2 separate regions of the Homo sapiens genome follow, and region 2 is linked to region 1. The links are chromatin loops, found by intact Hi-C in ENCODE. Cell type or tissue: chondrocyte. All regions are shown on one strand. Links, peaks and the distances in the headings refer to the core of each region. The heading gives the core; the rest is flanking DNA. Region 1 overlaps LOC124902720 (a long non-coding RNA gene). Region 2 overlaps MYO7A (myosin VIIA).

What was found. Hi-C counts contacts between places; a loop is a spot of excess contacts. Peaks named below come from ENCODE experiments on the same cell type or tissue, not always from the same donor. Only the 100,000 strongest peaks of a DNase experiment are listed, where the experiment ranks them.
Region 2: a loop joins it to region 1, with 5 times the contacts of the local background. A loop is called at or near these places in 2 of 110 quality-filtered maps.

The regions. Positions count from the first base shown.
Region 1 is chr11:76,799,499-76,816,528 of GRCh38, reverse strand. It overlaps LOC124902720 (a long non-coding RNA gene), which reads left to right. Exons shown (of 3, transcript XR_007062789.1): 3 at 3,745-3,828. Among named protein-coding and RNA genes, the nearest start is that of TSKU, 25 kb to the right of the region's middle. RefSeq lists enhancers at 5,974-6,063, 8,985-9,034, 9,115-9,164. In chondrocyte, for the core only: CTCF peaks have their summits at 5,927, 6,127 (motif pointing left), 8,700 and 8,932 (motif pointing left); DNase peaks (open chromatin) are centred at 8,938 and 10,234.
Region 2 is chr11:77,182,851-77,191,831 of GRCh38, reverse strand. It overlaps MYO7A (myosin VIIA), which reads right to left. Exons shown (of 49, transcript NM_000260.4): 26 at 8,675-8,764; 27 at 7,117-7,244; 28 at 2,362-2,488; 29 at 1,693-1,812; 30 at 962-1,135. Among named protein-coding and RNA genes, the nearest start is that of MYO7A, 59 kb to the right of the region's middle. RefSeq lists enhancers at 1-88, 89-590, 8,719-8,981. In chondrocyte, for the core only: CTCF peaks have their summits at 3,062 and 3,290 (motif pointing right); DNase peaks (open chromatin) are centred at 3,291, 7,181, 7,531 and 7,941.

The DNA of each region.
Region 1 (17,030 bases), core at 4,206-12,205:
GTTTAGGTTTCAATTCCTGGCTTAGGGAATGAGTCCTTTATCTTCTGCCTGTCTGTGTATTTATATGTGTTGTGTGTGTAATGTAAAAGAGCTTTAATTGATTGGTTTAATAATAATAAGAGTGTTGTGGGAAGTCAGGGACCCTGAACGGAGGGACCAGCTGGAGCTGTGGCAGAGGAACATAAATTGTGAAGATTTCATGGACATGTATCACTTCCCTAATAATACTCTTATAATTTCTTACACTTGTCTTACTTTAATCTCTTAATCCTGTTATCTTCGTAAGCTGAGGATGTACATCACCTCAGGTCCACTGTGATGATTGCATTAACTGTACAAATTGATTGTAAAACATGTGTGTTTGAACAATATGAAATTAGTGCACCTTGAAAACGAACAGAATAACAGTGATTTTAGGAAACAAGGGAAGAAAACCATAACGTCTGACTGCCTGCGGGGTCGGGCAAAAAGAGCCATATTTTTCTTCTTGCAGAGAGTCCTATAAATGGACGTGCAAGTAGGTGAGATATCGCTAAATTCTTTTCCTAGCAAGGAAGATTGATACTAATACTCCAGGAAGAGAATTACATTCCTGGGGGGAGGTCTATAAACGGCCACTCTGGGAGTGTCTGTCTTATATGGTTGAGTAAGGACTGAAATATGCCTTGGTCTCCTGCAGTACCCTCAGGCTTATTAGGGTTGGGAAAAAACCCCACCCTGGTAAATTTGAGGTCAGACCAGTTCTCTGCTGTCAAACTCTGTTTTCTGTTGTTTAAGATGTTTATCAAGACAATACGTGCACAGCCGAACATAGACCCTTATCAGGAGTTCCTGATTTTGTCCTTGCTCTGTTTCCTCAGAAGCATGTGATCTTTGTTCTCCTTTGTGCCCTTTGAAGCATGTGATTTTTGTGACCTACTCCCTGTTCTTACACCCCCTCCCCTTTTGAAATCCCTAATAAAAACTTGCTGGTTTTGCGGCTCAGGTGGGCATCATGGTCCTACAGATATGTGATTCACCCCCAGCGGCCCAGCTGTAAAATTCCTCTCTTTGTACTCTTTCTCTTTATTTCTCAGACCAGCCAACACTTAGGGAAAATAGAAAGAACCTACATTGAAATACTGGGGGCGGGTTCCCCTGATATAAGAGCTTAAATATTTTGTCAGAAAAGTAGAAAGTGTAATGCCTTTTTAAAAATTTTATTTTATTTTTGAGATGGAGTCTCTCTCTGTCGCCAGGCTGGAGTGCAGTGGCATGATCCCGGTCACTGCAACCTCTCTCTGCCTCCCAGGTTCAAGTGATTCTCCTGTCTCAGCCTCTTGAGTAGCTGGGACTACAGGCATGAGCCACCACGCCTGGCTAATTTTGTATTTTTAGTAGAGATGAGCTTTCACCATATTGGTCAGGCTGGTCTTGAACTCCTGACCTCAGGTGATCCACCCTCCTCAGCCTCCCAAAGTGCTGGGATTACAGGCATAAGCCACAGCACCCGGCCATCCAATGCCTTTTATTTAGTTCATGTGACTTAAGTAATCTTTGGGAACAAAGACAGTTTTAAAGATTATTGGTAAAATAAAAATATCTTCAAAAATTGTAAACATTTGGCTTAAATTATGCAGGTCAGATACTAGGTTTGCTAAATACTTTAGGTCATAAACTGCTTCTTTGACTTTTAAAAATTGTTCAATTTATTTTGGAGCATTAGATTCTAGATAAGGCCTGGGGATGTGTGAAATTAGCCATGCCCCCTAGCTATGCAAAGAAGGTTATAAAGAAAAGATATTTTACATACGAAAGGATCTTATATGGTAAATTTTTGTCCTAAAGTAAAATAATTGGTTGTTTAAAAGAGGAATGTTTAGGACAAATCAGAAAGTCCAAGCATGTCATACATCGTCTGTGTATGTCATGAAAGAATTTATGAAAGAGAATTTATGCAAGAAATGTACTATTTAAAGGTGATTAGGCCACCTAAATGCTTCATAAAATGACACCATGACTCTTAATTGTACAACCTGCCTGCTTTACAGCTAGGTAAGACCTGGGACATGTGGAGTTAGACACTGGAAGAAGTCAGACTTTATTTGCACTTCTGTGTGGGTCCTAGGCTCCACACCTTGTACATAATTAAAATCCTAAACTTGGCCGGGCGCAGTGGCTGATGCCTGTAATCCCAGCACTTTGGGAGGCTGAGGCAGGTGGATCACGAGGTCAGGAGATTGAGACCATCCTGGCTAACATGATGAAACCTCGTCTCTACTAAAAATACAAAACATTAGCTGGGCGTCATGGCGGGTGCCTGTAGTCCCAGCTACTCAGGAGGCTGAGGCAGGAGAATGGCGTGAACCTGGCAGTCAGAGCCAAGATCATGCCACTGCATTCCAACCTGGGTGACAGAGCGAGACACTGTCCCAAAAAAAAAAAAAAAATCCTAAACTTACCAAGGTTTTCACTAAAAGTAAAGTTGCAAAGAGTTAACATTGTAACATGTAATCAAGACTACTGAAGAAACTGTTTTACATGCAAGGTGTGTAAGAAGAGTAAAATGTGTTATTGGTAAAAGATTATAAGAAGGCATGGGAATGTGGATTTTTTTTTTTTGCCAAGTGTTAAAGAATTGTTTTAAGTTAAGATAAATCTAAAGGTTTGAACAAGTTGTGGAAGGTTTTTAAAAAATAAATCTTATAAAAAATTCTGTGTGTGAAATATTAATATATGTTCCAAAATTGTATGGGATTTCCAAAATTCTAATATGTCTGAGTATATGCTATCAATCATAATTATGGTTATTATGTTAACTGATTGTAAACCACAGAAATAACTAAATTTCCTTGTATAAAGCTACTAATCCAAGTAGAACAAAAAATTAATTAAATACTAAGAAAATATTTTGTCAGATTTTCATGTTAAACCAGCTGATACTGAAATTGTTTAGATATACAATTTGAATGAACTCCATGGTCTAAGTCAAATTACTTATGATAACCCATCAGTTACCAGTGCTATTCAAATAATTTGAAGAAACAACTGGTATTCAAGAGGATATAAGTCTAATGTTAATTAAGCATGGACTCATGGAGAACCAGGATGACCACCTTGTCCTTCTTGAGTCCTTCAAGGTTTTATTATTAAAAGTTCTGCATTCCACAACTCATCATGGAAAAGATAAAATGATCCAAATTGAATATATTGGTGTGGTGACTTATACATTGCTAAAATAGTTTATAACCAATGTTTGGTCCCATATTTCTGGGAAAACAATCAAAGCTTCAGGTACATTTGGTCACCTGATGGGCCATTTAAACATTTTATAAAGGAATTTCTTTCAATTGTTATTTTCTTTTTTCTTTTTTTTTTTGGGGAGTCTCTCTCTGCCACCCAGACTGGAGTGCAGTGGCATGATCTCAGCTCACTGCAACCTCTGCCTCCCAGGCTCAAGGGATTCTCCTGCCTCAGCCTCCTGAGTAGCTGGGATTACAGGCACGTGCCACCACACCCAGCTAATTTTTGTATTTTTAGTAGAGATGGGGTTTCACCATGTTGGCCAGGCTGGTCTCGAACTCCTGGCCTCAAGTGACTGGCCCACCTCAGCCTCCCAAAGTGTAGGGATTACAGGCATGAGCCACTGCACCCTGCCTCAATTGTTATTTTCAATGCATGTTTTCTGGTTGTATAAAAGCTTTCCGATGCAAGAGGGCTGATGTTATAACAGTAGATTATTATGCTATGGTATATTTTCACCAGGTAAAGAAAGCTTTTTATGGTTTGGATCTTCTGAGAACATCAGAGAAAGACTGTCCTTGCCATCCACACTACAGCAAAATTTTGGGACCTTGAACTTTGGGTTTATAATCTCACAACTGAGAAGGGTCCCTCCACATTCTTGGAACTGTATATCCATTGGAATCCTTAAGGTAAAGCTAACTAGGGAAGTTTCTCCCCAGAATAAGATGGCATACTTGATGTGAACAGCTTTTCCCAGGATCATGAATCAAGACTTCTCAACTATCATGAGATCCTTATCTTTGAATATTTTTTTCCTTGCCTATGCCACTACGAATAATAGAAGTGGAAAAGGGGTCTGTTATGTGCACTTATGGGGTATACTTTTATTTGTGAAGGAGTTTGCAGCTAGTCTTATACATGGATAACCTTGTACTTTGATAGATAAAAGATGGAGGCCCAATGTAGGTGAGAAACCTTAATGGTACATACATTGCCTCACAATCAGTCAGAAACAGAACATTGGTTCACTCCTCTTAATGCACATCATAGGTTAAAGAGAACATTGTCAGGAGGCCTTCACTCTTCTAGAAGGGCATCATTAGTTAGGTCCTTTTCCATGGTTTGGAGTAAAATAAGCAATGATTAGAAATGTATCCCTCAAGATAGGCTCTATAGCAAATTCTACTGTAAAGGCTACAGTTACACAACAGACTTTAAGTTCTCTTGTGAAGGTTATGATCGAATTGGCTGAACAGAGAAGTATCTGTGAAGCTGCTGGCCCTCATGGCCTATGGAAAAAACATTGGGTATTATAGAGATTCAGTTGTAGCAGATTAACGAAGACCCTGCTTAGTTAAGTGAGTAGACTCTTTACGTAGCTCATTCTTTAATCTATTTAATTTTAGGAGGTTTGGTTTATGGGGACCCTGGGTAAGGAGCATACTCCAAACTCTTGGTATTATCCTCCCAATAGTCATGATAATAGTCTCCCTGGTGCACTGTATTCTCTCAGACATTTTAAATATTTGCATGCAGCCATCTCTAGAATGTCAGATGGTCTCTCTTCAACTGGAATGACAAGAGCTGAAAGAAATGTGTGACCATGAGGACACCATAACCTATGAATGATGTTCTGAGACTAGAAACCCAAAATGATGGTAACTGAGAGTGGTGCTAAGGCCGTAAGTTTTGGTCACGTTCTCACCTAGGTGAGAACGTGACCAAAAAGGGGTAATTTTTTTTAAACAAAATTATGGGAGGCCATTGTTTTGAACTGAGCTCATGCACTAGGCCCCAACAGACCAAACCAAACCAAAATGGAGTCGCTCATGTTAAGACTTTAAGGAAACACATAGATCCTAGAACAGATCACAGACCAGGTTTTGTTATTCTCCTGCAAATCTCTATAACAAACATTCCTGACAGCAAAGGTACCCAGCCCCTGAAGTTCCCATTAAATCTTTTAACCAAATTCATTTCCTCTTACTCAGAGACCATCAAGCTTCAGATGATCATGCAACATGGGTTCCAGCCAGTTCCAAGTGAAGAGACCACCCCCGGCCATCAAGGAACTATCCTCCCTCCACTAAACAGAGCAGGGCTAGCGTTCCATGATCCCCAATAGGTAGGGACTATGCCCTAAGCCAGCATAAAGTAGTTAAAGAAGAAAGACCATCCGTTCCTCTGCCTTCTATAAAGATTTATGGGGTCACATCTCTCAGGGGAGAAATAAGGCAGGAGAATATGGTCTGGAGGCAGGGAACCTAAGGCCAATTCATGCTGGACTTCCTAGAAGTGAATCAAATGGAAACACTTCAGCTATGACAGGGAATATCCTCTCCATTTACATAGGGCATACACCGAGTATCCAATGGAAACCTCTAGAGGGTATTTAGACCCCAGGAAATTCTGTAATGGGGCTCTTCAACCCCTATGCTTGGGCCACTCCCACCCTGTGTGGTGTGTACTTTTGTTTTCAATAAATCTCTGCTTTTGTTGCTTCATTCTTTTTCTTTGCTTTGTGCGTTTTGTCCAATTCTCTGTTCAAGATGCCAAGAACCTGCACACCCTCTACCAGTAACACTCCTGCCTCCTGGCCTCCTTCCTGGTGTCTTCCCAGTGACCCACTCTCACCAGGCCAAGGAGCAGGGACAGGGTTCTCCTTTCCTCTCTGTCCTCATTTTTACAGGGAGCGGAGAGCGGACAGTGTTAACAATGCAACTTCCTCACTAGGTTTTTGTGAAGATCAAACATATCTGGGACATCCAGTTGCTTTGAAACATTACATGCCATTCAGGTAGACAGGAATTACTCATTTTATGATTGTTACTTTTAGTTTCTTTTCCTCCATAATTTCTGGCTACACTTTGAATTAAATTGTTTTATCAGCGCCCCCTGCTGAGTGCCAATGAAATAATGACCCAATCCTAACTTGGGATGGATTAGACCTAACATGTAGCGGGCAGAGAAAGCCAAAGGACTGACACTAGCATCGCACCAGTACTGACCAGTCAAAACCGACACGGCGTCATGTCCTGGGATGTGCTCCCTGAACCCCAGCCTCAGGGAGCGGAGGAAGGAACCCCTCAGTGTGCCAGGCCCTGTGACGGGGGCTCCAGCTGATTACCTTGGTAACTCTTTCAGCAGGCTCTGAGCTTGTTAGAAATGGGTTGTAAACAGTGTTCATGTCCCACGCTTCTGTGACGCAGCTTGAACATGGTAGGAATGATTGAATTCAAGGTACCCCAGCTCTCTGCCACCCCAATTTGAGGAGCAAAATACCTTCCCTGCTGACCTACCTTTATGCCTGGGTGCCTCCACATAATCAATTTTTTTGTTTGTTTTTGAGACAGAGTCTCGTTCTGTTGCCCAGGCTGGAGTGCAGTGGCGCGATCTCGGCTTACTGCAAGCTCCGCCTCCCGGGTTCATGCCATTCTCCTGCCTCAGCCTCCCGAGTAGCTGGGACTACAGGCATCCACCACCACACCCGGCTAATTTTTTGTATTTTTAGTAGAGATGGGGTTTCACCGTGTTAGCCAGGATGGTCTTGATCTCCTGACCTTGTGATCTGCCCGCCTCAGCCTCCCAAAGTGCTGGGATTACAGGCGTGAGCCACCGCGCCCGGCCAATTTTTTTTATTTTTATTTTTTATTTTTTGAGATGGAGTCTCCCTCTGTCGCCCAGGCTGGAGTGCAGTGGTGTGATCTCAGCTCACTGCAGCCTCTCTCTGCCTCCTGGGTTCAAGCAATTCTCCTGCCTCAGTCTCCCAAATAGCTGGGATTACAGGCTTGCTATTTTTTTTTGTATTTTTTGTTCTTTTAGTAGAGATGGGGTTTCACCATGTTGGCCAGGCTGCTCTTGAATTCCCGATCTCAAGTGATCCACTGGCCTCGGTCTCCTAAAGTGCTGGGATTACAGGCATGAGCCACAGCACCTGGATGCATAGTCAAATACTTTTAGTTAAAGCTCTGAGGTCCGTGTTAAAAAGCCAAGAACTCAGGAGGGGAATATGCCATGCTCTCATCTGACGTGAGCAGTGGCCACGTGATGTTCTTGGTCTTACCCTGTGCTGAGCGGGCTCTGTGGGGATAGGGAGGAGGCCTGGACAGGAAGGTCAGAGGACCCAGGATTTAAACTGGCTGGGTGACCATGAGTGGGTTACCCAAGGAGGGGAAGAATGCAGACTTGAGCTCTTGGGAGCTTTCTCTGATGAGCTTTTGGATCCCAGGGCAGCTGTCCTTGGCCAAGAGAACAACCAAACAGTTGAGACAAGTCTCTGGTCTGGGCTGAAGCCTGCGTCAAAGTTGTTGGACTAGCACTCTGGGATTCCATTTCTGATTCTGTATGTCTAATCTTTTGCTTCCCATTCTCTGCATTGAGCAGTCTGTTTGTGGGCTCTGGAATCGACAGACTCGTTTTTAAAATGTAGAATCTGTCACTTATCGGCTATGGGACCTTGGGCAAATTACTTAACCTCCCTGAGCTTCCATTTTCTCCTCTGTAAAACAGCTTTATATATAGCGAGAATGAATAAGTCAATACACACAAAGTGTACATCTCAGCGCCTGGCACCGAATAACCTGTCATTTCATCGGCAAGTTTTATTTTTATTTTAAAACAGACCCAAATTCCTACATTTCTTCCTATCTCCACTGCTACCATCAAGTCACTCTCATCTCCTTCCTGGTTTATGGCAAGGACTTCCTAATGGATCTCTCTGCTTCTGCTCTGGCACTCACAGCCAGGGCAATCTTTGTAAAGTGTCCCCAGAGCCTGTGTCACCTCTGTCTAAAGGCCTCTAATTGGCTTCCTGCTGTGACTGGAGTAAAATCCGCAGCACTGACAGTGGTCTATCCAGCCAGCCTCGCTGCCCTCAATTCTCCCATCAAGCCCCGGCCAGCCTCGCGTCCTTCCTGAGTGTGCCAAGCTCACTCACTCCTTGAGGTCTTTGCACCGAGATTTCCTCCCTTGGAAAAGGTTCCTCAGGTCCCCGCAGGGTTGGCTTCCTCCCTTCTTTTAAGTCTCAGCTCAAACGTGAGAGTAGCACCCAACCGCGTTACCTCTGCCGGCACCCCCGTCACCTCTACTGTGCTCCAATTTGCCCTCTTTGTAGCATTCACCATCTCCTCACTTACTTAGATGCCCAGGCACCCATTTACTGTTGGCCCTCCCCGTAGATGACCACCTCCATGACAGCAGGGACCAAGGTGGTCTGTGGTCATGGCTCTTTCCCCAGTACTTGTCTTTGGGTCTGGACACAGGAGACCCTCTAAACTATTTATTGAATTTTATTTTACTTTTTAAAAAATATTTATTTATTTATTTTAGAGACAGGGTCTCACTATGTTGTCCGGGCTGGTCTCGAACTCCTGGACTAAAGCAATTCTCCCATCTCAGCCTCCAGAAGTTCTGGGATTACAGGCATGAGCCACCAGGCCCGGCCTGCTGAATAAACATTATTTTTTAAATTCTATAAAACACCAGGTTGAAAGTTCTTTTATCGGAGGGGAAGATGTGAAAGTGGAGTCCTTGGTGGCTGCTGAAAACCGCTGCTCATCAGACTTCTGCGTCTGAGCTTGCCCTTCGCTTTCCTCTTGTGGGGACCCCTCTAACCCCCGGCCTGTGTATAGAGCGACAAGCCCGGCACAGGGCAGGGAGAAAGGGAGCAATGGGCGGGCGGAGAAAGGAACGGGAGTGTCTAAGGCAGCGCCCTCTGGTGGGCACAAACTCCGTGACAAGTTGGAGACCTGCAACACACTCCGCCCGCAACTCCATTCTTGCAAGTTTTCACCTAGTTTGCCCCTCTTGTCAGATGGGAACTCAAGCTCGTGCCCTGCCTATGCAGTCACTTTTCACCTTGTATTGCAGTCATTCGACTCTCCCATGGGATGGAAAGCCACTGGGGCCAGGGCTGGCTCTAGTCCATCTCTGGATGCCCCATGGCTAGGACTGTGGTGTCTCTGCCAAACACATGGCTTTCACGTGTATGTGGGGACAAATCCTGCACGCTGAGACCCAGGGGCCTACTCCCTGGGCTGCCCTAATCCTTTGAGTCACTCAGCATGCTGTTGGCTTTGTCTCAGAGTTTTATTATTCTTGTCATCTCTCACCCCATCCCCTAGAGAAAGGGCTTCCCACCAAATGACTTAGCCTCCTGCCAGGGCTAAGCAGGCTCCTCCGGCAGGTCTACCAATCAAGTTATTATACGCAACCTTTTTTTCTTCTTTCTTTTCTTCCTTCTCTCTCTCTCTGTCCTTCCTTCCTTCCTTCCTTCCTTCCTTCCTTCCTTCATTCCTTCCCTCCTTCCCTCCCTTCCTTCCCTCCTTCCCTCCCTTCCCTCTCCTTTCCTTCCTTCCTTCCCACTCCTTCCTTAATTTCTTTCTTTCTTTCTTTTTCTTTCTTTTTTTTCTCCTTTCAACTCAAATCACTCTGTGGAGAGCAGGAAGCAGACATAATTTGGGACAGGGCCTCTGAGTGTAAGTCCCAGGCCCTGCCACCTACTGTCTGGACATCGTTTTCCTTGACTGTGAAATGGGCTGATTCTAAGCCCTGCCCTGCTGTCCTCACAGGAAGGCTGCACAGAGCAAATGAGGTGTGGTATGAAATGGAAGATCCATGTCAACTTTAAAGTGTGGCCCAAACCTGATTATGCAGTAAGATCATCTGGATTTGCTTGTTTTGAAAAACTGAAAACTAAGACTCCCTACCCTCTCCCCACACACGGGGAAGTTTTAAAAGTATGTGACATTGAAGTCAAATTCTGGAACATTTGGGAAAAAATGAGATTTCTGGGCCTTTCTGATGTTTGGTGAAGGCTTGTGCTTTGAGCCACGCTGCAGGCAGCATGGAGCTGGCCCCAGCCTCTTCCGTCTTCACAGGGCATCACAGGCCCTCCTGGCTGAAGGAGCCTCAGAATCTCCTAGGCTGATTCGTCTTATGGCTGGGGAAGGGAGCAGGCTCAGAGAGGTGGGACTCACCTCTCCACAGGCAGTGGGGCTGCGGCGGGCTGAGTGAGGCGGGGCACAGACTTAATGGCCAGCAAGAGTTGGAGCAGAAGTGGGTCCCGGCCAAGGAGCTGGAGAGGCAGAGGTGGAGCCTCACAGGGGACTCCTACCCTAGCCCAGCTCCAGGCCTGTCTGTGCACATACCTGCTGCCTGTGAGGAGGGGAAAAAGAGAGAGCAGGGAATGGGGGTTTCCCTTGCAGAGGAACTGGAACAAATGCTGGAAGTCTCAAGAGCTGGTTTCTTGGTGGTTTCTTCCACAAGCTTGCTGTGAAGCCTTGGAAAGGCCACTTACTCTCTCTGGTCCTTCATTTCACCATCAGTAAAACGGATATAACAGACCCATTTATTAATCCTACAGATATGAATCGACAACCAACTATGTGCTGGGCACCAGCCTAGGTGATATGGACCCTGTGGGGAGCAAGGCAGGAACAGTTCCTGCCTCTGGGGATGAGTGGAAGCTGGAAAAATAAACACAAAGTAAATATGATGAGCATCACTCTGAAGGCAAGACCAGGTACTGGGCTGGCACAGAGGAGGAACGTCTAACTTTGCCTGTCGTAGGATGAGGGGAGGTGGTTAGGGAGGGCTTCCCAGAAGAGGTGGCATGGCAGCTGAGGTAGGAGGGATGAGTGGGAGCTAATCAGGCTGGTGGGTGCGAGGACAGGGAAGCATTCATTCCTCCCCCTCTCCTCCTCTATCCTTGAGGTCACCCTTCTTTAGAACATGTTAGCAAAGGATGTCTGTGTAGTCACTTCTGAGGTCTGTTTAGAATCCAGACTCACTCCCACATGCCCAGCATGCACCCATTCTGTCCCCTCCCCACCAGCCTCACGTGTCTGAGCAGGATGTCGAATGTTACCGGTGGGTGGGGCAAGTCCAGGAATGACAGTGTTTGTGTCTGTGTGTGGGGAGAGTATTTAAAGCTTGCACTAAGTATGACTTTGCCCACAGTCTGCGGGAAGCGCCCAAAAGCTACACCTTTCCCAGGGTCCTCTGGGAGTGCTGGTCTGTCCCCTCCACCTCCTCCCCTCTGAGCAGCTTCCACCTGCCCCCACACAGTGACTGGCCTCATTTAGCCTCAGTTCCCCTCTTGGGAGTCCCTTGGTCCGATGGAAACAGGACAGTGAGCCTGGCGTGGTGGCTCATGCCTGTAATCCCAGCACTTTGGGAGGCTGAAGCGGGTGGATCACCTGAGGTCAGGAGTTCGAGACCAGCCTGGCCAACATGGTGAAACCCCCATCTCTACTAAAAATACAGAAATAGCCGGGTGTGGTGGCGGGTGCCTGTAATCTCAGCTACTTGGGAGGCTGAAACAGGAGAATCGCTTGAACCCCGGAGGCAGAGGTAGCATTGAGCTGAAATCATGCCATTGCACTCCAGCCTGGGAAAGAAGAGCAAACTCTGTCTTTAAAAAAAAAAAAAAAATCCGGGCACAGTGGCTCACGCCTATAATCCCAGCACTTTGGGAGGCTGAGGCGGGTAGATCACAAGGTCAAGAGATCCAGACCATCCTGGCCAACATGGTGAAACCCCGTCTCTACTAAAAATACAAAAATTAGTTGGGCTTGGTGTCACGTTCCTGTAGTCCCAGCTACTCAGGAGGCTGAGGCAGAAGAATCACTTGAACCCAGGAGGCGGAGGTTGCAGTGAGCCCAGATCGTGCCACTGCTCTCCAGCCTGGTGCCAGAGCAAGACTCCATCTCAAAAAACAAGCAAACAACAACAACAAAAAACAAGACAGTGAGTTCAGGTCTTTATTCTTCCTGATCCCAGTGGCAGGTGGGGAGAAGGGACCCATGGAGAGTCCAGGAGGGAGAGGTGGGTTTGTCTGGGGACTGGGGAGGGGTCCGGGAGGAGAGTGCAAGGTTACCTGGAGGGGCCATGCCTGCTGGGTGGTCTTGAGACAAGAATGTAAGGAGATGCGCTCAGGGCAGCCCCTCATATGCTTTCAAACACCAGGCAGCGTGCTTCCTTCAACCGCCCCTCTCTGCCTGCTCCCCTCAGCTGGGTTGTTGTCAAGGAGGGTGGCTTTTTCATTTGGCATCTTTTCTGCACCTTCAGCTGCCCAAGTCCCAGGGCTTCATGGAGGTTAGCAAGTGGGGAGGAGTGGGGGAATGGGGCTGGGGGAGGCGGAGGCTGTGGCTTTGGTTGTTTCAGTCATCTACTGACATATAAGAAACCACTCCAAAGCACGATGGCTTAGAACAGCAACCATTTTATTTACTCATGATTCTGCAACCAGGGCTGGGATGCGCTGGTTGGTTCTGCTGGGTTTGTTGTGGTCACTCGTGGGCGTGAAGCTGGTGACACAGCTGGGGCCTGATGTCTGCTGGGATATTGGAAGGTTGAACTTTTCTTTCTCTTTGTAGTCTTAGAACTGGCACTGAACCACTTCTGCATTGCACTGATTAAAGTCACAGGCCAGCCCAGACTCAAGAGGAGTACAAATACAAGGGTGTAAATCCTCAGAGGCGTGGGTTCACTGGAGTCACGAATATAAAAGGATATCACATCAGTTGGTGGAGAAGGCAGCATATATGTGAATAAAAGGCCCTACCCTTCAACTACCTTCTCTATGGATCTCACGATCTTGCCTCTAGCATCATGGTCTTAACAACTGTTATATCAACACACTACCTTAAAAACATTTTTTAGGGTATAACACATTTTGAGAGCATGCTCAGGTACCCCTTGCACCCCATTAGTTAGAAAATACCCCACTCCCGCATCCAACCCAGACATCTCATCTCTATCCCCTGATCACACTCTTGGTATCATGAGTCCTTGCCTATCTAGGAGGGGCCTTGGACGACAATCATAGCTTACGCCAAAGGGAAATGTGGAACTGAAGGCAGAGACTGAGGCTATTAGGGAGAATAAGAAGAGTGGAAGGTTTTCTCTCCATCTCTCAAATCACAGCAGGTCAGTGACTGCCATCTGTGACTGCCAGGCCTGGGGAAACAGTGGCAAACCTGCCTCAGGAAAGGGGCATGAGGACATTTCCCAAGCACTGTGTCTTTAAGAGTGTTGGGCCAGAAGGCGGCTGTGTGGCTGGGTGGTGTTGAAATGTACTGGGGCACAGGGCAGGACGTCTTTTTAAACAAATTCCTAAGCATAACAGCTTCCATGATATCACCCCCTGGGAGCTGATGGCCACTAAAGAAACCCTGGTTGAGAATATTTTGAGCCACAGAAAACTTATAAGTTTGACTAAAAGAAGAATTTTCAAAATAAATAAATAATGTGACGTCTATGAACACTTATCATACACAGAGCACTGTTCTCAGGGTTTTAGGAGCATTAGCTTATTTTCAACAACTGCCCTGTGAGGTAGCTACTAGACCTCCATTTACACATGTGGAACTGAGGCTGAACGAGGGGCTGAGAGGCTCACCCCGGGACACCCAGCTGTGAGTGGCAGAGCCGGGCTTGAGCCCAGGCAACCTCCCTTTGGAGCCTGTGCCTTGGCTACTAGTTACACTGCCCTAAGGAGTCCCTGCCTCAGGCCTTCACCTGATTAGGGAACCTGGCTTTTTACAGCCAAAAGCAGGGCTCTTTGCCTTTCTTAACCTGAGGAGGAGGGCTGGCGCCTCCATTCATCACTTCACTTTGGAAAAGTTGCTGCTTCTGAGGCTCAGCTAGTAGAAAATTGTTCCTGAGTTGATACTTCTGGTATCAGACCAGTTTCTCTTTTTCTGTGTCTTCCTGTATCATGTATGTAATTATTTCTGTGTCTTCCTGTATTATGTATGTAATTATTTATGTGTTACATATACATATGTGCATATATTAAGAAACATGGCAGGGCACAGTGGCTTGCACATGTAATCTCAACGCTTTGGGAGGCTGAGGTGGGAGGATTTCTTGAGCTCAGGAGTTCAAGACCAGACCTTTTCTACTAAAAATTAAAAAATTAGCTGAGCATGGTGACGTATGCCTGTAGTCCCAGCTACTCAGGAGGCTGAGGCAAGAGGCTTGCTTGTGCATGGGAGATTGGCTACAGTGAGCTATGATCACGCCACTGCACTCCAGCCTGGGTGACAGAATAAGACCCTGAAAAAAGAAAGAGAGAGAGAGAGAGAGAAAGAGAGAGAGAGAGAGATAGAAAGAAAGAAAGAAAGGGAGGGAGGGAGGGAGGGAGGGAAGGGAGACAAAAAGAAACATGAATGTGTTTGTACCTCCAGTTCAGAACACTTTGACTATCTAATGGATATGCAAAAGAAAATAATAAATAGGTTTGGGAACTAAAGAATAAACACAGGGGGAATTTCCCTCCAAGCTCAACAAACACAATAATCCCTGTAGACAGAACCACTAGTACTTAAATAAATAAAGAGAAGAATAAACACAGGGCATGTGACTTAACTGGATAGACATTTGCTGTCGTTAGAAGCCGAGCTATGGACTGACATTGGGTATTGATGCACAGAGCAAGTATAATTGCAATTAGCTACCAGTGAACACTGGGCACTGATATACAGCAGACACTGCCTCCAACAGACATTTTCCCTTTGTGGATATTGGTCATTGGTGGAAGCTGTCATTCATATGATAAACATTATATATCAACCAACATTTGCACCCTGGTGAACGTTAGCCAACAAGGAACACTGAACATTGATGGGCAAGGTCCTATTAGCCTATGATGACCTCTGTTGTCATAGACAGTGCCCTTGGTGGAGATTAGGTATGAGTGGGCTTTAGCGCTGGTGGACTTTAAATTCTGTAAGCACATAAAGTGAGCAAGGGGCAGGCCTCTGCCCCCCCATATTCCTGGCAGTCCAGAGAAACAGCCCATGAGCTGGTTTGGTGGCAGCTGGGTGGTAGAATCCACCTCTTTAGCTGCCTTTTCCCTCTGAAAGCCTTTTGGCCATGGCAAGGTGGGGAAACCAGGGGGTTGTGTGATAACGACAGAGGGACATTCCTGCATTTGGAAGAGTCTAACTGGCTCCCTGAACTACAGAGGGATTGGATTACACACAAATCCACACCTACTCTCTTCTGCCATCCTGACCAACACTGTCTGGGTGTTTGCCCCTCCTCTAGAAATGAGATGATCAAATGGCAGCAGGGCTGGCTTCATGGGCAGTGAAACCATAGAAAGACCCTGTGCTTGGTTTAATGCTCTGTTCTTGTCATCTTGAAATCCTAATAACTTTGAACAAGGGGCCCCACATTTTCATTTTATACTGGGTCCCACAAATTACATAGGCCGTTCTGAAGCACAGAATCCTGGCCATGGACCATGGGAACTTACTCGTCTCTGGGCCTCAGATTCCCCATCCGTGAAAAGGGGCCAGGAGAGAAAGGACTTTGACTTTGACCTTTGGCTTTTTATACTCTAAGATCTAGAATCCACAGTCTGATCGGAGCTATGTAGAACTGCATAACTTCTGCAACTTATTTGAAAATAAAAAATAAATGGAATCCCAGTGCTTTTTGGTTTATCAGTGCACCTCTACCCTCTCTGATTCATGGGATTTACACAGCTGGCCCGGCCCCTGGGGTAGGACAAGGAAGAATGTGAGAATTGCCACCTGACAGATAAAGCCTGGCCTATGCTGGTTTCCTCATCTGTATGGTGACAAAAACACCTGGTGCAGTTGTGAGGAGATGATGGCATGTACACAAAGCATGAGGAACACATAGCCATAGCTGGCCGCTGCATTACTGTGAAAGGCATAAAGAGGCTGGTGACCCTGCTGACCCATGGTGGTGAGCTGGGCCACAGCTGACGGTGAGTACCTACTCCATGACCCTGTGGATTACCGGGTGTCGTTCTGTGATTCTACAGTCCCAGAACTTTACAAAATTCTTCAGTTCTGAGTGCGAGTTATAAAAAACAGACTCAGACTACATGGCTCTGTAATCTACTTCATAACTCCATGGTTGGATGAGGGCGGGAAAGAGCACTTAGAGGCTGCCATTTTGTGCCAGGCACCGTACTTGGTTCTCTACAAATGTTACTTCATTTCTTCTACACACAGTCCTGTGGAGGGAGATATTTTCCCTCCCTCCCTCCCTCCCTCCCTCCCTTCCTTCTTTCCTTCTTTCCTTCTTCCTTTTTTGCTCTTTCTTTCTTTTCTTCCTTTCTCTCTCCCTCCCTCCCTTCCTTCGTTCTTTTTTTTTTCCAGGGTCTAGCTCTGTCACTCAGGCTGGAGTGCAGTGGTAGAATCTCGGCTCACGGCAGCCTCAACCTCCCAGGCTCAGGGAGGTATTTTCTCTTTCTTTGTTTGTTTCTCTTTCTTTTTTGTCTTTCTTTTATTTTTATTTTTCTCTCTTTGCTTTTTTTTTTTTTTTTTTTAAACAGGGTCTAACTCTGTCATCCAACCTCCCAGGCTCAAGCTATCCTCCCACTTCAGCCTCCCAAGTAGCTGGGACTACAGGCGTCACCATGCCCGGTTAATTTTTAGATTTTTAAATTATGTTGCCCAGGCTGGTCTTAGTCTTGAATTCCTGAGCTCAAGCGATCCTCCTGCCTCAGCCTCCCAAAGTGCTGGGATTACAGGCAGGAGCCATCGTGCCCGGCCTTGAGGGAGATATTTTCATCCCTATTTTCCAGGCTCAGAGAAGTAAAGTGACCTGGCCAAAAATCACACAATTGGTTAGTGATGACCCCAAGATTTCAACCCTTTTCTGTGAATTCCAAAACGGATTCTTTGCACGAATTTTCCTGATTGTGTAAGATTCGAAGCCCTCGCCCTGGGCGCCAGGGTTCCTGGAGGGCGGAGTCCGGCAGGGCGAGGGTAGTCTGGTGGGCGGGAAGGGACTGGCCGCATAAAGCAAACAGCGCAGCC
Region 2 (8,981 bases), core at 149-8,148, 380 kb before region 1:
AATTCCCATTTTCTAGTGGAAGCTTTTTGGGAAACTGAACAGACAGTACCTGGAAACATAAGAGCATCGGTGAGAAAAATCCAGGCAAACTGTGTCCAGCAACACGGTACCTCCCCTGGGCTTGTGGGCGGGGGCCCCTCTGCTGAGCATGACGTTGCTGGGGGTGGAGGCAAAATCACCCAAGCCCCAGGTCCCGCTCAGCCGAGGAGGCTCCAGCCTCCGAGGTGAGTCTGCGGGACGCCCACACTCCAGCTGCTTCAGGGCAAGTGTGAAGGAACTCCTGTTTGCTGAGGAGTTTCTCCATCAGATGCCGTGGCAACCTGAGAGGGAATTCCATTCCCATCTGCACACAAGGGCTGCGCAGCCCTCCCATCAGCCTGTGCCATGCTCTTCCTTCAGCACCAGGAGAGGATTCACTGGGCCTGAGGACACAGGACTGAGGACATCCTACTGCTGGGTTTTCCCTCAGGTGCTGAAGAGCACTCAGCAGTTTTTTGTTTGTTTGTTTTTTTGAGATGGAGTCTCGCTCTGTCGCCCAGGCTGGAGTGCAGTGGTGCGATCTCAGCTCACCACAACCTCCACCTCCTGGGTTCAAGTGATTCTCCTACCTCAGCCTCCCGAGTAGCTGGGACTACAGGCGTGCGCCACCGTGCTCCACTAATTTTTGTATTTTTAGTAGAGACGAGGTTTCACTACATTAGCCAGGCTGGTCTCGAACTCCTGACTTTGTGATCTGCCCGCCTCAGCCTCCCAAAGTGCTGGGATTACAGGTGTGAACCACCGCACCTGGCCGAGTTCTCGGCAGTCCTGAGGAGTCAGGCAGAGCCAATTAGCACAGGCTCAGGGGGAAACCGAGGTGCTCAAGGGTGAATAGCCCCGGCAAGTAGGTGGCAGCACTGGCAGCCCGGAGTGGGGCCGGGAGGAGGTGCTTCCGGGAGGAGGTGCTTCCGGGCGGCCATACCTTGTCAAACAGGGCAATGTAGAGGGAGAACCCGAACCGGTCCTTGAGAGAGATCTTGTCGGCCAGCGCGTTGCAGAGCTCCTTGGCCGTGGTTGCCGAGTCCGTCAGCAGGGTCTTGGTGGTCCCATCCATGAATGTCACGGGCAACATGATTGGCTTCTTGGACTTGGTGGCCTGGAAGTGCCCCAAGAGGGTTTGTGGGGTCCCTTCCCTTCAGACCTGCCTGCCCCTCTGGACTTTGGCTCTCTGCTTTCTGTGGGGTTGGAGGTGCCCCAGCACCCCAGGCCCCAGTACCTCACTGGGACACTGCTTGTCCCTGTCACAGGTGTCCAGGGAGCCCTGCTGTGCACCCCACCCCAATGGGACCTTTAGGACCCCTGAGCCAGGGCCTGGGGCTGAGAGGTCAGGCACTGCCACAGGCCAGGGGTCTCTGCTATCACTTCATATAACCTTCACCATGTGGCAGGTAAAGGCATTGAGACACAGAGGGAATCTCCTTTGCCCAAGTCGTCTTGACCGTAAGGCCAGCAAATGGAGTCCCTCATCCTTTGGGGGCTTTTCTGTTCCGATGGGCCTGGGGTTCCAGAACTTGAGGGTAGGTGTCTGAGGAACCACAGAATCTCAAAGCAGGGAATGTTTCTGGGGCACTCGAGTGCACTGGACACACACACACACGCATTTACACACGTGCGCACACATGCACACGAGCACGTGCATACACACGCACGAACCTGCAGCTCCAGCCAGCTGGGCGGCTGTGTCCGTGTCCCATTGACAAAGGTCCTTCTCAGGCGCTCCTCACAGTACGGGGCGTAGCCGGGCGGGCCCCCGTGGATGAAGTTCCGCAGGTACTGCAGCCAGAGTACCCGCTGAGGCGGCCCCTGGGGCTCCCCATGTGGATTTTGAGGGCAGCCGCCAGGCCCTCCCGGCACTTGGAGGCCGCTCCTCCAGGCCAGGTTGCTTTCTGTGGCTTCCCTACCCTCTCAGCTCCACCATCTATTTCCAGCCACGTCTGTGGCCTCCCCCACCTCCCGCTAGCTTAGCCTAGTGGCTCCTCCCCATACCCCTTCACAGCACCAGCCAGTCGGGTCGGTCCTGCCATGACCTGCTCCACTCTGACCCCAGCGCCCAGGGCCTGCCCCAAGACGAGGGTGCAGAGGGCCTGGGACACGCTCCTGTCAGACTCAGCCCCCTCCTAAGTAGAATGGGGCTGAGGGGAGTGTGGGGAAAAGAGGTGGCTGCCTGAGAGGAGGGGGTGCCAGGAAGATGGGGCTCAGTAAGGAGTGGCCGGGTGGGCCTTGTGACCAGGCCCTTTGGAGCCCCTGGCTATTGCTCTCCCCACAGTGCTGGGACAGGGCCTAGCTCCCCTTCCCACTCCAGGAGGCCAGGCACCTTCCTACCTTGACAAACTTCTCGGAGGGGGCGAAACAGCCCACGCAGAGAGACACGAGAATCCAGCCCCGGGCATAGCTGCTCTTGGAGGGGTTGTGGGTCAGCTGCTTGCTGATCTGGCAGTAGATCTCGTCCCTGGGCAGGCAGCAGGGCAAGGGAGGGGGAATCACCCCACAGGAACAGCCCCGGTCCCCACCTCCTCCTAGCAGCCAGTGGGACGCCACACAGCTGTCCTCTCCAACTTGCCAAGACCACCCGGGAGGAGGCAGAGTGAGGCTGGGTGGCAGGGCTGAGCCAAGGGCTGGGGTCTGGCTTTGGAGACAGGATCATCGGGCATAAAGCACCTCCCCAACTCCAATCCAGTTCCCACAGCCAGGGCCCCACCATCCAGGGTGGTGCGTATCCTGCTCTGGGCTCAGCAGCCGCAGCCACAGCCACAGGTGACCATGCTAATGAGAAGCACAGTCCCCGCCTCTGCCTCGTTCCTAACCAGCTGGTGGCCCAGGCAGGTGAGTTCGCCTCTCTGATCCCAGCCCATAGTCACGGCAGCAGGTGCAACTTCTACCCATGGCAACGGACAAAGCGGAAACAGGAAAAGCATCCTGGGGTGTCACTGGGGGATGGAATGAGTAGGGACTTTGTCTCTGGTATATTTCTGTAATGTGTGAATACTTAAGGGGCCATGTATGACTTTTGTAATGGGATGAAAACAATTAAGGTAATTTTTTGGTGTTCATTTTAAAGGAATCCTTACAAGATTGCTGTGAAGATGAATGAGCCAAGGCTTATGACACACCTAGCACAGTGCCAGGCACAGTGAACCCCTCATAAATGCCAGCTGCAATTATTGCTGGGCTTGTTCTTCTCTTCTGCAAACTGAGTACTCTAAGACTGCAGCCTGCCTGTTCAAGGACAAGGGCAGGACACATGACGATGCAGTGTCCGCCAGGGGGCACTCACTGCTGCTCTTCTCTCCCAAAGGATGGCTGGGATTACCTAATTCAGTGGCTCAACAGTTTTGAGAGTTTATAATTTCAAAGAAAATTCTGAAGTTACCCATTTTTTTATCATGATAAATGAGAACATTTATAACACACACAACCTGCCCACTATCTAGATCCCAATTATCTCATAAAACAAAGGTAATTTTAAATTTCCAAACAGTAGGAGGGCAAAGTCTCAGAGCAGTCCTTTAAAGAAAACAAGTTTAGCTTCAGAAACATCCCTCCTTTTCCCACCTTGCCACAGACTAGTGAGATATTATCACCTGCAGCTGGGAGTCTCCACTCACTTTACAGATGGGGAGACAGAGGCTGAGAGCAGGGAGGGATTAGCCGTGTGAGGCCCCTCAAGGAGTTGACACCCCAGCCTTTGGACTCTTGGTTCAGGGCTCCTGGCACCGTGTTTCCTAGAAGTGTCAGCTTTAGGTATGATGGTGAGATAATTTGGAGGCAAATTCTTGCCCCTGAGACACGCCTGCAGCAGCTGCCTTTTCCTCCTGTTGGCAGGTGGCCCTGGGCAGTGTGGCCACCCCGGTGAGGTAGTGACTAGCCTTGGGGAGATAAAAACGGGGGCCTGATAGGAGGCAGGAGGCCTAGTGACCCCTGGGCAAATCTCTTCCCTACTCTGGACCTCAGTTTCCCCATCAGGAAAGTGGGGCTTGGTCCCTGCCTCATCCTGCTGTCCTCCCAACCAGCATGCACACATTCATGGCATCAGCTCTCCCGACAGACCTGTCCTATGCAGAGACTGTTCTCAGAAAAGTCCTAGCCCTCCTCTCATCAGCTGAGTTGATTTTTTGGTGGCTCCTGGTGACTCCTGGGTCTTCCCTTCAACTCCCCAAAACCCCAGGGACCTGGGTAAAGGCCTCTCCTGGCCCTGTGGGGAAGGAGGTACTTGCAGGATTCCCAGGCACAGTAACCTTAACCGTGGGCCTAGGGTGGGTGACTGGAGGTGAGCTGGCGGCAGCGGGGTTAAAGCAGGAAATGCATGTTGGATGATGATGATCAAAGCTACCATCTACGGGGCGCTTACTATGCTCCAGGTCTGGTGCTACACAGTTTTCATAGCTTTATCTTCCCACAAGCCTATGTATGAGGTAGCTACTGCAGGCACACCTCATTTTACTGTACTTCACTTTATTACACTTTGCAGACATTGCATTTTTTACAAATTGGTTTATGACGACTCTGCATGGAGCAAGTCTACCAGCACCATTTCTCCAACAGCATGTGCTCACTTCCCGTTTCTGTCACATTTTGGCAATACTAGAAATATCTCAAACTTTATTATTATATTTGCTGTGATCTGTGATCACTAATCTTTAACGTTACTATTGTAATTGTTTTGTGCACCATGAATCGTGCCCATAGAATATGGCAAACCTAACTGATAAATGTTAGATGTGTTCTGACTGCTCTACCAACCAGCCATTCCCCCATCTCACTCCCTCTCCTCACGCCTCCTGATTCCCTGAGACACATTCATATTGAAATTAGGCCAATTAATAACCCTAAAATGGCCTCTAAGTGTTCAAGTGAAAGGAAGCGTCGCACATTTTTCACTTTTAATCAAAAGCTAGAAATGATTAGAGAGGAAAGCATGTTGAAAGCCGAGATAGACCAAAAGCTGGGCCTCTTGTGCAAAGCAGTTAACCAACTTGTGAATGCAAAGGAATAGTTCCTGAAGGACATCAAAAATGCTACTCCAGTGAACATGCAAATGATAGGAAAGTGAAACAGCCTTATTTGCTGATATGGAGAAAATTTTAGGGGTCTGAATAGATCAAACCAGCCACAACATTCCCTTAAGCCAAAGCCTAATCTAGAGGAAGACTGTCTCTTCAATTCTATGAAGGCTGAGAGAGGTAAGGAAGTTGCAGAAGGTAAGTTGGAGGCTCACAGAGATCGCCTCATGAGGTTCAAAGCAAGAAGCTGTCTCCAAAATATAAAAGTGCAAGGTGAAGCAACAAGTGCTGGTGGAGAAGCTGCAACAAGTTTTCCAGAAGGTCTAGCTAGAATCATTGATGAAGGTGATTACACTCAACAGCAGATTTTCCATGTAGATGAACCAGCCTTCTATTGGAAGAAGATGTCATCTAGGACTTTCATAGCTAGAGAGAAGTCAATGGCTGGCTTCAAGGCTTCAAAAGACAGGCTGACTCTCCTGTCAGGAGCTAATGCACTGCTGACTTTCAATTGAAGCCAATGCTCAGTGACCATTCCAAAAATTCTGGGGCTCTTAAAAATTATGTACAAGAGGCTGGCTGCAGGGGCTTACACCTGGAATCCCAGCATTTTGGGAGGCTGAGGTGGGTGGATCACAGGGTCAGGAGTTCAAGACCAGCCTGGCAACATGGTGAAACCCCGTCTCTACTAAAAATACAAAAATTAGCTGGATGTGGTGGTGGGCACCTGTAGTCCCAGCCACTCGGGAGGCTGAGGCAGGAGAATTGCTTGAACCCGGGAGGCAGAGGTTGCAGTGAGCTGAGATGGCGCCACTGCACTCCAGCCTGGGCAACAGAGTGAGACTCTGTCTCCAAAAAAAAAAAAAAAAATGATGTACAAGGAGACGAATGTTATTTTCATGCCTGCTAATGCAACATCCATTCTGCAACCTATGGATCAAGGAGTAATTTTGGCTTTCAAGTCTTATTTAAGAAATACATTTTATAAGACTATTGCTGCCATAGATAGTGATTCCTCTGGTGGATCTGGGCAAAATCAATGGAAAAGCTTCTGGAAAGTATTCACTATTCTCAGTGCCATTCAGAACATTCATGATTCGTAGAAGGAGGTCAAATTATTAACATCAATAGGAGTTTAGAAGAAGTGGATTCCAAACTTCATGAATGACTGAGGGGCTCAAGACTTCAAGAGGAAGTAACTGCAGATGTGGTGGAAATAAATAGCAAGAGAACTAGAATGAGAAGTGGGGCCTGAGGATGGAACTGAGTTGCTGCAATGTCATGATCAAATTTCAGTGGATGAGGAGTTGCCTCTTATGGAGGAGCAAAGAAAGTGGTTTCTTGAGATGGAATCTATTGGTGAAGATGCTGTGAACATTGTTGAAATGACAACAAAGGATTTAGAATATTGCATCAACTTAATTGATAAAGCAGCAGCAGGGTTTGAGAGGATCGACTCCAATTTTGAAAGAAGTTCTACTGTGGGTAAAATGCTGTCAAACAGCATTGCATGCTACAGAGAAATTTTGTGTGAAAGCAAATCTCACTGTTGTCTTATCTTAATAAATTGTCGCAGCCACCTCGACCTTCAGCAACCACCACTCTGATCAGTCAGCAGCCATCAACATCAAGGCAAGACCCTCCAGCAAATAGATACAACTTTCAGATGACCATTAGCATTTTTGGCATTAATTTCTAATCAAGATGTCTACATTTTTTAGACATAATGCTATTTCATACTTCATAGACTATAGTATAGTATAAATATGACTTTTATATGCACTGGGAAACCAAAATATTTCTGCAGCTCTCTTTATTGTGATATTTATTTCTGTGGCCTTCAACTGAACCTGCAATATCTCCAAGGGATGCCTGTTTTAGGATTCCCCCTTTACAGACAAGGAATCAGAGGCTTAGAAAGATGAAATAACTCCACCAAGGTCCTAACTCCACCAACTAGCTAGCAGCGAAGCCAAACCCAGGCCTGCTTGGCTTAATCTCTTGCTAGGTTGACAGAGGCACCACTCAGCCACCAAAAGACTTTCAGGCCCTGGTGTCCCCGCCTCCCGGCACTGACCGGAGTGCTGGCCGCAGGATGCCATTGCCGATGATGAAGTGCAGCTTCTCCAGGTTGGAGGTGGGCCGGTCCTCCAGCATGCTGTTGCCCTGCACTGTGGACTCCCCGTCATGCAGCCTCTTGGTCACCTGGGCCAGAGGGAGAGGACAGGGCAGGTAAAGTTAGGGGTGTTCCCCTGCCAGCCAGGGCACCAGCACCCGAGGCTGCCTGCTCCCCAGAAAACAGAATCTAAGGAGTGAGCAGAAGAACTGGGCTCCCCATCACTGTCATTACCCCTGCCACGTGCACAGCAGATGCTGGGCCAATAACTGGCCCACACAGCAGGGGCACACTGGCCCGGTGCCACCCACTTCTGGGGACAGAGCTCCTCTGGCCACCTCCTCGATACCCTGCACCCCACACCCCACCCCAGGGAGGTCCTCTCAGCCAGGACAGGGACATGATCCTCTGACTCCAAGCGGGACCCCTATCTCTCTGGGGTGCCCCCGCCAACATAACTGTGGCACCTGGAGTATACTCCAGGTTCCAACCACCAGTCACCACCACTCTGTCACCAACACCCTTAGCCCCGATGTGACCAGCCTCACACCAGTTCTTATGAGATGTTTCTCCTCTCTCATCCCACACAGCCCACAGCACAAGCCCCGAGCTCTGCCCAGAGGATGTAGGGTGAGTGAGAGGCGAGCGGCAGGAGTGGGTGGTGCAGACAGGGAGCACCACTGAACACCCTCGGCTGCCATTTCTGCCTTCTTCCCAGGACCCCACGGAGTGGGCATTTTCTTCCCTGGGTCCCTTGAATACTAAGCGGCAGAGGTGGGATTCAAATCTGAGGCCACACACCTGCAAGGCTGGATTTGTGCCTCAGGTGGGGACAGGACAAGGGCAGAGGTGAAGTGGGAGCCCCTGACTCTGCAGTGGAGGAGCTGGGGAGGCTTCCTGGAGGAGGTGACCCCAGGCAGAGAAAGGAGGAGTTTCAGGCAGAGGGACTGGCATGTGCAAATGTGGGGATGGGGGCCTGGCCCCCAAGGCTGTGAATGCCTTGGTTTGTGTCTGCCTCTCCAGTGTATCCTCCCCTGCCACACACACACCAGCCTGGACAACCCCAGAGCACAAGGGCTGGGACAGTGCCCAGAAAAGGCAAAGTGACTGAAGAATGAATTCAAATAAATTAATCCTGTTCATGCTCCATGAGCACTCTTGTTCCACAGAAAGCTCCCATGCCTCAAAGGTCCTTGGACCAAGTGCCTCGGGTCTGTGCCCGGCTAGAAGTGTATTCCCTCTCAGCTGTGCCGCTACCGGCCTCCCCTGCTCAGTGCCCTCTGCTAGGAAGCCCTTCCCACCCCCGGCCTGAGATCCCACCCTCTTCAGACACTCCTGTCTGCCTGATCGCCCACCAACCCACTCATGTTGTCCTGTCCCTGGCCAGCCAAGACCCCTGAGGACAGACAGTGTCCACTCCTGCTCCTGCTTCCGTGGGCCCCCAGCTCAGCTGTGCTCCAGCCTAGGCCACCTAAGGCAGCCACCCCTGGGCTGCCAGACCCCCAGCGTCTGCCCTCACCTCCTCTGTGAGCTTGGACTTCTTTTTCAGAGTCAAATGCACCAGCTTGTGCCTCACACTGCTCTTCTTCTGGCCCTCGGGGAGCTGGGCCTGCAGGACCAGCAGGGATCAGGGTCAAGTGGCTGAGCAGAAAGCAATGTCGAGACCCCCGACAGCAAGACTTTGCGGGGAACCGTCTCGCTTCCACGTGAAGCTTACAGGGTGTCCCCCACACTGCCACCGTCCACCTGCTCACCCCTACCCTTGCACCCCCACTAGCCAACTGGCAGTCAGGAAAACTGAGACTCAGAAAAACATAGTACGGGAG